Regions from separate parts of the Mus musculus genome. Here regions 1, 3 and 4 are each linked to region 2. Evidence: chromatin contacts called from ENCODE POLR2A ChIA-PET data. All regions are on one chromosome and are shown on one strand. The core of a region is the stretch at or near the end of the contact, and the rest is flanking DNA. Distances in the headings are between cores, read along the strand shown. Region 1 holds the start of Kdm4b (lysine (K)-specific demethylase 4B). Region 2 holds the start of Hdgfl2 (HDGF like 2). Region 3 holds the start of Uhrf1 (ubiquitin-like, containing PHD and RING finger domains, 1). Region 4 holds the start of Dpp9 (dipeptidylpeptidase 9).

Region 1 (2,700 bases), core at 62-2,561, 250 kb before region 2:
TGCAACCAAGATCCTCAGCGCCTATGAAGGTGCTGGCACCAGGCTGCAGGCTGAGCAAATCCCACTTGGTTACAGGGAAAGATACACTCTTTCTTTTTGCTTTTTGAAACATACCGGATCCATCCTCTCCATAGTTGAAAAAAACTAGCAACTACTCCGGCAAGACACTTCCCCAGGTGTTAATTATTAAAGCGATGCCATCCTCCGCCCCGCCCCCCCCCCTTTCAGACAGATGGGACAAGGAACCGCGATGCCCGAACCGTAATGGCCAAACCGCACCAGTTACAGCATCAAATCTGCAAACCTGGAATCCCTTATACTCTCAGCTGGCTGACCGAAACCCCTAACAGAACCCCCAAAACCCCCCAGGATATGGCAGTAGGAAAGCCACCCCCAGCTGTCCCCAGCTTTGCCAAGCTTCCCTGTCTGCCGGGATGCCCTGGACTAGTGTGCACGCGGAAAACTGCACATTTCATGGCTTACAGAAAGAAGGGAGCTGGAAAGCAAAGAGACCAGGGTACAGAAGCGAGGTGGAAAGGCTGCCATTGCAATAGCAGATACGTGTACTATTTATTTTCATTTTTAAAATGCAGATTATATGGTGATTTACAGATTCTGGACATGCGGGGGTCAAGTTTGCAAGGCCATGATGGGTGAGTGTTTGGAGGGGACAGCTCCAAACCAAAGGGAACCAAAATGCAAGCGGCGGGGAGCAGGGACTTGGAGTGGGTTTTTTATTTTTAAGGATTTGGGGTTGTTGAAGGGATGGCTGGACCGGGCCACCCACGCTGTCATCTTTTGTGCCCTGGAAAGGGGACGCGGCGCCCCGCCCCCGCCCCGCCTTTGTCCGGCCCCATCGTCAACCCCCCCCACCCACCCCCAAAAAAACACACCCTCCTTTCCCAGGCACACAATCGTTTTGTCGATCAACAAACAGCAGCTTCGCCCGAACGGACAAAAGCGCGGCGTACTCCGCCGCCCTGAGGAGCCGAGTAGGCCGCAGCCAAAGCCTCGGCCTGGAGTGCGCGCGGCGGCCCAAGGTGCGGCGTGGGGGCAGGCATGGCGGCCGCGCGGCCCCCCAAAGGGGCCTGGAAGCTGCTGAGCGCCGCCACGGATCGCACACTCACTCACCTGGCGCAACGCGCGGCCCGGGCCGCAGACAGCAGGCTGAGCGGCGCGTGCCCGGCCGTCTCGCGTCGCCCCCGCCGGCCCTCACTCGCTCGCCCCGGCCACTGGGCTCCGAGCTTCGCCCGGTCTCTTTGCTCCTTCGATGGTTCGCTCGCTCGCGGCCGAGCCCTCAGCAAGAGCCCGGGGCGGGGAGGCGAAGCTTCAGAGGGGCGGGGCGACGGCTCCTACTCGGCCGCCATTGGGCATTCAGCCCACGCCCGCACGCTGATTGGTGGCGGCTGACAGCTCCACCCCTCCCCTCATCAACACCGAGCGGCCCCGCCCTCCGCGACCTGGGGCGGGAGCAGGCACTCGATTTCTTCCCTTCATTGGTCCAACCCCGAGGACGTGCCGGCACCCACTCACGTGCCTAGTGACCGGCTCAGCTTTCAGTGGGTACGAAGCATGCCCGTCAAGATGCACACAGCCAATCCGGCTGCGGTCGGGTGTAGGATAGCCCCGAGCTCACGCAGATTGACAAGCGCGTTCTCAGACTTTACTGAGACAAACGCGGATTGGTGTTTGGTACCGGTCTCTGGGTGCCGAATGGTTGCGACTGAATGTCAATCGCTGTCTTGCTGCTCCAGACTCCACCCTGTGATCGGGCGGCTGCTGAGTACGTGATTTCCTGCACAACATCAGCTCTGGGTCCGGAGACAGTGGTTCGAAACCCAGTAGTTCTAGATCTAGAGTCAGAATTTGAGCCCAGCTTTGCAAAAGGCCGAACTAGGGTAAGAGGATCTCAAAAGCGTTCCATATTGCCCTCCCCAAACGTTCATGAGTTCCCTAAAACGTGCGCGACTTGGTCCACCCCACCCCCCACCTTGAACTGATAGCTGTACCCATGGAAAGCGTTGCAATAACTCAGTGGAAGAGGATTCAATTATCTACTTCTCAAAATGTCCTAGGTCCTACTCTCTAGCTCAGCGTATTGCAAATTGGAGGCCTGGGCACCCAAATTCCAGCTACAGGTGTCCAAGCCCCTGCTCCACACAATTGTTTCCATCTCTTCATTGTGCGATGTGAAGGGAACAGCATCACCACACCAGTCACCCTGCACTCAAGAGCATTTAGTTAAGGTCTGATATCATCCCCATCAATATGCATTTATAATTTTAAATTTTTATTATTTTGTATATATGTGTGGTATATACCTCTACAGGTCAGAGGGCAACTCTGGAGTTTGTCATCTGGGTTGTTAGGCTTCACTGCAAGCTCTTTTATCCAGAGCCTGCTTTGCAAACTACCATTACGGCTTCTATACTTGAGCAAGCAGAGGTGACAACATTCCTGTTTTATGGGGTAGACTAGAAATCCTTCTACTTTAATATCTAACATCTGGAAAGTACCCTCCTTAGAGCAGGTTCTTTGTGCACCCAAGATATTTGTTCTACCCCCCTAGTCTGTTGCTAATTCACTAACTCTCAAGGTTACACATAAATTATTCCAAGCTAGACGAGTCTTGAATTGTTTCCATTGCTCTTCATTGTGCAATGTAAAGAGAACAGCCATCACCCACGCCAGTCACCATGT
Region 2 (2,700 bases), core at 200-2,699:
CTGCCGAGCCCTGCCAGGCTGCTTCTCCCAACGGTCCCACACCTCAGGAACTTATGGGGCCCTCTGGTCCTGACCTCTAGGAGTTACCTCCTGGGCTGGTTCCTGTTGAGCTTGCTCTTTGGCATCCCCATGGTAACTCCCTGCCGTATGGTCTTCCATTCCCACCCCCATGCAGACACAGCCAATCTAGCCTCTGTACTAAGACCTAGAGGCAACAAAACTCTGTTTCTATGCAACTGAACATGTGCACCAGGACTTGCAACGCTAGCCACCATCTGCACAACAAAAATTCCTTCAGTCCTGACACATGGATGCAGCTAACTTCAGCCCTGGAGTGATCTCTGTCCCAAGTCCTGGGGGCAGCAGAAGCCTTTGGGTCTCCGTGTATGTGCCAATTTTTGCCAGGGCCAGAATTCTACCACCTGCGCACCCAGGCTCTAAAAATCTACACTGCTTGACTCCAGCTTTCTCAAACAGGAAACCTCAAAGCCTCCTACCTCCAGCTTGAAGCTGCCTGTTCTCAGGTAAGCTACATACAGCCCACTGAATCCCTTTAAGGGCCGGACTCCAGGTCCCCAGAAAAGCTTTCTTCCAACCCTTGCCCTCATTTAGGTCATAGAGATAAGGTCCCTTTCCTTCCGCTGTATCCCGCTCCCCCATCCATCACGCGCAGCCTCTCTGGAAGAGACTCTTCCCATCATTTGACCCTTCCACTCCAATCCCAACGTGCCCATGTACCCTTTGAGCCCCACTACATCCCTCAGGCTCCACGACCCTGGGATCCCCTAAACGCATTTCTGACCTCTGGTACATTGGTCTCTCAGGCCCTGGACACCAAACCAAGTGACACAGGTTCCGGAGGAGGTCAAGGCTAGCACCACGGCCGTTCTCTGCAGGACTGTGGGTCTCTGAGACTCAGGACCTCACCATGCAGGTTACTCAGACCAAAACATTGCCACACCTCAATTCCAAAGGACCACGGGTCAGAGCCAGGATCCGGAACAGCGGAACACAAGTCCCTCAGACCAGGGACCTCCCCGAAGACGCACCAGACCCCAGGCACTGTGGTCCCGGAGGAAGGAGATTCCTCAACTCCAGAAAACCACAGTGCAGTCACCTGAGCCAGCAGCCCCAACCTCTCCTCAGCCTCCATTCCAGCCTCCCCGCGCGCGCCCGCCCGCCCGCCCGCCCGCGGCCCCTCTGCTCGGGGCCGCCAACTCCGCCGGGCCCGTCCACTCCACGCGCGGCCTCACCCGGGCCGGCCAGTGCGGGTAGCCCTTCATCTTGGCAAACACCAAGTCCCCGGGCTTGAAGGCGTGCGGCATGCTGTCGGCGGAGGCCCAGGCCGCGGGAAGCAGCAACGGCGGTGAGAGGCGAAGTCAGAGGCGGGAGTCGGACGCCTGAGGGGCGGAGGCGTCCGCACGGGCCGCCGGCCGGCGTCTACTTATTGGGTTCAGCACGACCGGAAGTCCCGCCCTCCCTTGGCTAGGGGCCGCCGTCGCCGTCGCTCATGACCACAGAGACGCGCGCGGGCCAATAAAGGGAGGGGTTGGATCAGAGCTAGTTAACGGGATTGGATAACGGAGCAGAAGCCAAGGGCGTGGACTAGGAGCCAGTGGGTGGGGCGGAGGGTGTCGGAGGTAAAAGACGAAAGGTTTAAGCGGCTACTGGGTGGAGCCTAGAGAGGAATGATGGGCGGGGCTTAGGTTGGGGATCGCTCAGGGGCGTGGCTCGCAGTCAGGATGTGGGGCGGGGTGAAGGGCATTAGACGAATTAGACGCAAAACGGACAGGGGCTTGACAGGGGCGTGGCTTAAGAGCTGCATGAGGCAGTGGCCTGTGGGTGAAAGGAAGACTGAAACTAATGACAAGCAGTGATGGGGCGGGGCCTAGCGAGGCCGGAACATACATAACAGTACTGAACAGGCCTTTGGACTCGGCCAGACGAAATATAAACAACCAATCAGCGTAGAAGACGGATTAACGACAGCCTTCCAAAAGGGCATCAGTGCAACTATGAAGCCCATTGGCTATAGCTCGACCAATGGCTGGACATGAAGACAAGTTCCACAGAACTCAGCAAACTCCCGCCAGGAGTTGGCAGAGGAAGGGGCGGTGATCAAGAAAGGTCAGGGCTGAGAAGGGGGCGGGACAGAGCTCACTTGTTTACTTTCATTATTTAAAATTTTTTTCTTTTTTTGTTGTCTATAATACATTACATATTTTCACTTTATACTTACAGCACCTTTATACTTTGACATTTTGCATTTTAATTATTCTTTTTGTTGTTGTTTTTTTGAGACAGGGTTTCTCTGTGTAGCCCTGGCTGTCCTGGAACTCACTCTGTGGACCAGGCTGGCCTGGACCTCAGAAATCCGCCTGCCTCTGCCTCCCAAGTGCTGGGATTAAAGGCGTGCGCCATCACTGCCCAGCCATTTTAATTATTCTTAATTTTATTTGGAGACAGGGTCTCACTCTGCTGTCCTCACTGGTGAGTGGGGGGTGGGGACAACTCCTTATATAGACCAGACTGGCTTCGAACTCACAGATGTACTCTTGCCTCTGTCTCCCCAGCTCTGGATCAAACATGTGTGCCACCGTGCCCTGCCTTAAAAATCTGTGTGCTGCCGGGCAGTGGTGGCTCACGCCTTTAATCCCAGCACTTGGGAGGCAGAGGCAGGCAGATTTCTGAGTTCGAAGC
Region 3 (2,700 bases), core at 135-2,634, 220 kb before region 2:
CCAGCAGCTACTCATTCATTCATTCATTCATTCATTCATTCATTCATTCCACGTAGTCTTAAGTCCCAGTAACTGGAACTCGCCAACTCCGAAGCGGACTGGAACCTCTCAAGTCCCAGGAGGGAGAACTCGGTCACAGAAGGCAGGGGCCCCCGCGCACGCACACACACACACACACACACACACACCACTCAGGACTCCCCCAAAGTTCCAGACCCGTGCCTCCCGCGCGCGTACTTAGAGCAAGACACCCCCCCGCCGTGGCCATGGCAACCGGCAGTCCGGGCCGGGCCACCCGTTAGCGCGCGCTTGTGGCCACAAACTCACCTGAACCCCACCCACAGCTGGCTGCCCTAACTTCCCCTCGGGACACAGACCCTGGCCTCCCGGAAAGGCGCTTTAAAGACCCGGGAGGCACAGAGCCCACGCCCACATCCGCCGCCGCCGCCCAGGCCAGACCCCTGGAGCCCCGCCGTTTAAGTTCCGCCCTTCCCGGAGAGCTCGCTGCTGATTGGCTCCTCCCGGGCTACGTGCCCCGCCCTCCTCGCATGCGATTGGCCTAGATGACCTCGGAGACGCCTGGGCGCGCGAAACCCGACTCGGGCGCGACAATTGAATCTCGGGGAGTGTCCGCTCTTAGGCGTGGAGCCGCGTGCACTTCCCCGCCGGACCCCACGCGTTTCCCGCGAACTTTAGCGGCACCCAGGAGAGTGAAAAACCAGGTGCAGCGTGGAGGATTCCTCTCAAGTTGCCCCTCAACGGATGCAGAAGCACGCATGCGCAGTGGCTGTGCAATGCCCCGAGCCACGCGCGGGAAACTTATGCCAAGTTTTCGGGTCTAACCGTGTGCACAGGGCCGGAGAGGGAGGCTCAGCGTGGAGGACACAACTCGGATTCCTCTTACAAGAGGTGTGGAACCCACGCGTGGGCAATGGCCCTCTGCAGATCTCACCCCACGCGCGGGAAAGTTTTGCAAAGCTCCCCCCCACGACCCGGGCCGTCAACGTAGTGCGCCTGACCAGTAAGAGGGCTAAGCGTAGAAGACACCCATCGGATCCCCTGAAGCAAGCCCCCGCAGCCTTGTGTGAGAAGGGTTCCTTTCAGTTTTGCGTGGTGCCCCGCGTGCCACTGTGTGCATAGAACGCGCTCTTCCACTCACCTCTCTCACGGCGGCGATCCGCACTCTCCTCTCCCTTGGAACGCCTGGTTCTAGGCTAGGGCTCTGCGGCTGGGTGACCCAGAAGGGAGCCGCGTGAGTGGCTGAAGACCCAAGTGAGCACTAGAGCGCGGGTTCCTTCCAGCTGCTAGGACTTTTTTTCCCGCGAAAACTCAGGGCGTTTTTATTAGTGTGCACAGGCTGCTGCGGGAGACTTCCACCCCAATTGGGTGGGGAGGGCTCTTGATTCCTGATTGGCTGGCGCTGTGGCGGGAAGCGAGAAAGCAAGTGGGGCGTCCGCATGACTAAGGATCTACCCCACCCCCGGCTCCGCCCAACGGGCCATGGACTTTCCCTGCCGGCTATGCTCACTTTACCAAGAAGGCCCAGTTCCCCCACCATGTAAACCTCATAGCATTCCTGGGAGAGGAGAAAGGGACACCACCACCACCCCGAGACTTCTGACCACACTACATGTCTATTCCTTCTGAGCTGGACAAACTTTGACCTCTTAATCTAAGCAACCCTGAATCTATATTCATATCCCCTAGGGGAACTTGAGGGGTGCCTCCCCACCAGATACCCTGCACCCCATGTCAGGTCTGAGCTCATTGAGTAACAGAACACTACAGATGGTCTCTCATGCTACCCATCCGCAGGGCTTCTTTTCCTGCCTGGTTTCCCCACCCCCACCCTGCCGGTCAGCAAGCTGTCCAGGCGTGCAGGGCCTCCCTGCCCCCTCCACCCCGGCGGCCTGCTCTGTTCTAACCATTCTTGGCGGACACTTGGCGCGCGCTGGGCATCTGTGCAATAACTAGTGGATAGAGAAACCAGAGTTAGGGGGCCCAACTGCTTGTGAGGCACACCCTCCCCTCCAGCATTTGCCATCTCTGGGAAAGCAAATCCTGACCTAGAAAACAGTGGAGAAGAAAATAATGAACATAGAGGACAATTCCAGGTACATCCACAAGTCATGAGGTCAGAAGTGACCAGTGGCCACGTGGGGGCTGGGACAGAGGCACTTCCGGCTGAGGAAGCCAAGGACACATGAGGTATAAAGAAGGCTTAGAGGGGAAGGCAGGAGGAGGCACCTGGACTGGAACAAGTAAGGCATCAGAGGCCGAGTGAAGGACGTTGGTTTTAAAGGTCCTTAGCAGAAAGACTTCCAATTTTTGTTTAACTGTGTTTGTTTTTTAAAAGAGTCTCACATAGCCCAGGCTAGCCTTCAACTTGCTCTGTAGCTGAAGATGACTTAGAACTCCAGAGCCTCTTGCCTCCATCTTGCTAGTTCTGGGCTAACAGGTATTGCACTAACCCCAGACCATTTGTGGGGCTCGGTAGAAGTTGTCCCTCCAAAGATGTTTCAAGTATCTTTCCGTGAGCCCCAAAGGTCTCCAGGCCCTCACCTCTCACCTCCAAGAGCTGGGAAAACAGGGATTTCTAATGGTAAGGAAAGATTTCCCAGATGGTCATTAGCCTCCTGACACCCTCCTGGCACTCAGGCACTTGGAAAGTAAAGCCAGGAGGATCAGGGGTCGAAATCC
Region 4 (2,700 bases), core at 52-2,551, 140 kb before region 2:
GGAGTTCAAGATAAATTTTAGCTACATGAGACTCTTCCCCAAAATGGGTGTGAAAAGAAAGGGGTCAGGAGAGAGAAGAGGATGGCTGGAACTGGGGAAGACCAGGAGAGCCGCCAGGCCCTCAGCCACGTCCTGTAATTGTGTAACAAATGGTGTCTCCAGGGAGGGTTCCTGGAAAGGGAACAGGGTTGCAACATCATGTTAAAAATGTAGCTCTCAGGATTTCCGGTCAAAAAGTTAACTAGCTAGGAAGCTAAGTGGGGACACTTCAACAACAATGGAGGATGCTCACTAAATGTCACTCACCAAACAATGGATGCCCTTCTGCAGGAACCCTGTTAGGATAACTTTTGGGGAGTGTGTCTTTATTTACAAAAGCTCTTTAGAGGCTTGAGAGAGGTGGCTCTGCGAGGAGGGGAGTCCATGTCCCAGCACTCATGTGGCCTTAACTCCAGTTACAAGAAATCCATTGTGGGTCTGGAGAGATGGCTCAGTGGTTAAGAGCACTGACTGCTCTTCTGAAGGTCCTGAGTTCAAATCCCAGCAACCACATGGTGGCTCACAACCACCTTTAATGAGATCTGACGCCCTCGAATCTGAAGACTGCTACAGTGTACTTAGGTGTACTTAGATATAATAATAAATTTAAAAAAATTAAAAGGAAAGAAACCCATTGTCCTCTTCTGTCACACTCGCGTGGCTCAGACACAATGCACAGATAAGAAGTAAAACATGAGCCGGGCGTGGTGGCGCACACCTTTAATGCAGAGGCAGGTGGCAGAGGCAGGCGGATTTCTGAGTTCGAGGCCAGCCTGGTCTACAGAGTGAGTTCCAGGACAGCCAGGGCTATACTGAGAAACCCCGTCTCGAAAAACAAAAAACAAAGTAAAACATGGTGTGGGCGAGATCTAGACAGAGCAGGCAGATCTTAGAGTTCAAAGCTAGCCTGATTAAGTGGAGAGTTTCCGAGCGCTGGGATGAGCGGCGTAAGCAATCTGGGACTAGAACCCGGGGCCACCTTTTGGAAGGCAGCTTTCCTAACCACTATTCTACCAATATCTCAGCTTTCTTAGATATTTTTAATAGGTCACTGCAGGGTCGAGCTGGCCAGCAGAACTGGAGCAGGGGTGTCCATCCCGCAGTCCTCTCCCAGACAGCAAGGGGCCACCAGCCTTGCCTTCAGCCCTAAGACGCTCCTGAGCATTGTCCCCTAGAGTTTCACGGACGTTGGTTCTGCCCTGACGTTACCCAATCAAAAGCCTCTGCTTCTGCAGCTCAACTTCCGGGTCAAAGGAGGCGCAGCTGGCGGGTCCCCCCGGTGTCCGCCGCCTTCGCTGTCCCCCCGCGCCCGCCACTTCCGGGCCCTCGTCTTGGGCATGGAGCGTCGCGTGTGAGGCGCCGCCGGCCCCGGGGACGCCCTGCTCAGCTTGTCCTCCGCGCCACGCTCGGGTGAGCAGCGTCCGGCCCCGGCTCGCCGCCTCCCGCCCCGGCCGGCGCCGTCCGCCCGCCTCGGCGCCGCGCGCCCTGTCCTCGTCGTCCCCGCCGCTCTGGTCGCCGCGCTTCGCCGGTTCCGGGCCGCGCCCAAGAGCTGCTGCCGCACCGCTGCGGAGACGCAGCCGCCAGCTTCATCGCAGAGCGCGGCTCAGCCCGGCGTCCGCGCAGCCTCCGCCAGCCTCCGCCAGCCTCGTCTCTGCCAAACCCTCCCTCCCGGCCTCATCCTTCCCAACCTGATCCCCTCAAGCCTCATCCTCTTCCATCTTGATCTTCTAAAGCCGGATCCCCGCAAGCCTGATTCCCCTCCCAGCTTGATCCCTCAAGCCTGATCCCCAAAACTTGATCCGTCCAACTTGTTCCCTCAAGGCCTGATAGTCCAGGTTGACCCTCCTCTCAAACCTGAAATCCTAAAGCTTCATACCCCAAAGCTTGAAACCCGCAGCATGAACCTCTCCAAATGACCCTACCAGCCTGACTCTTCCAAGACTGGTCACTCCCCAAGCCTGATCCTTCACTCAGCCCTTATCCTCTGCCTCAGTTTCCACATTGTCGCATGCCAAGCTTGATACCCTCCCAGACTAAAATCATATCCTCTGTCTCATCCCTTTCCTCCCCGGATTAGCTTGAACCCCCTCAGCTTCCAGCATTCATTCCCTGCATCTTGAGCCCCACCCTTAGGATCTCGGCCTTAGGCCCATCCATCCCCTCCCCATCCACGATTTTGCCCAGCCTTTGACCTCAGCGGCCTTTTTGCTGCCTGTTACCCAGGCTCCCTCGGGAGCCCCCAGGGCAATCACCAACCTGCTTTCGAAGAGTTGGGACTGGTGCCCAGGAGGTGTGGACCACAGTCGCCAGTTCCCTGCTGGGTCCCAGGGAGACCGCACACTGAGGGACACGTCTCTTCCAAGTACAACCCAGGGCATGTTGGCAGCCCCGAGGGGCTGGGAGGCTCAGTTAGAGTCGAACCAGGTAGATAGGGTTAGGCACAGGCGGAGACTCCCGCCCGCATGGAAAGTGAGTGAGAAGAAGCCACACACATCACCGGCCCCTCCATCTTCACCGGCCCCTTCATCCTCACTGGTTCCCCAGTTCACACCAACCACTCCATCCTTGCCAGCCCCTCATCTTCCGCCAACCCCTTCATCCTTGCCAGACCCCATTTTCACCAACCCCTTCATTCTTGCCAGCCCTTCCCATCTGCCCACC

The links. ChIA-PET counts read pairs that join two places held with the same protein, here RNA polymerase II (POLR2A).
Region 1: POLR2A ChIA-PET joins it to region 2 with 16 read pairs in embryonic stem cell. The contact joins the promoter of Kdm4b here to the promoter of Hdgfl2 in region 2. POLR2A ChIA-PET finds 5 or more read pairs at or near these places in 3 of 5 experiments (Patski and embryonic stem cell).
Region 3: POLR2A ChIA-PET joins it to region 2 with 15 read pairs in embryonic stem cell. The contact joins the promoter of Uhrf1 here to the promoter of Hdgfl2 in region 2. POLR2A ChIA-PET finds 5 or more read pairs at or near these places in 3 of 5 experiments (Patski and embryonic stem cell).
Region 4: POLR2A ChIA-PET joins it to region 2 with 13 read pairs in embryonic stem cell. The contact joins the promoter of Dpp9 here to the promoter of Hdgfl2 in region 2. POLR2A ChIA-PET finds 5 or more read pairs at or near these places in 3 of 5 experiments (Patski and embryonic stem cell).

What each region holds. Positions count from the first base shown.
Region 1 is chr17:56,324,661-56,327,360 of GRCm38, reverse strand. It overlaps Kdm4b (lysine (K)-specific demethylase 4B), which reads right to left and starts at 1,311. Exons shown (of 23, transcript NM_172132.3): 1 at 1,132-1,311.
Region 2 is chr17:56,078,380-56,081,079 of GRCm38, reverse strand. It overlaps Hdgfl2 (HDGF like 2), which reads right to left and starts at 1,449. Exons shown (of 16, transcript NM_008233.4): 1 at 1,254-1,449. The coding sequence starts at 1,325. It also overlaps a transcript of Ubxn6 not described here.
Region 3 is chr17:56,302,021-56,304,720 of GRCm38, reverse strand. It overlaps Uhrf1 (ubiquitin-like, containing PHD and RING finger domains, 1), which reads right to left and starts at 1,384. Exons shown (of 17, transcript NM_010931.3): 1 at 1,160-1,384.
Region 4 is chr17:56,217,490-56,220,189 of GRCm38, reverse strand. Dpp9 (dipeptidylpeptidase 9) reads left to right here and starts at 1,301. Exons shown (of 21, transcript NM_172624.3): 1 at 1,301-1,449.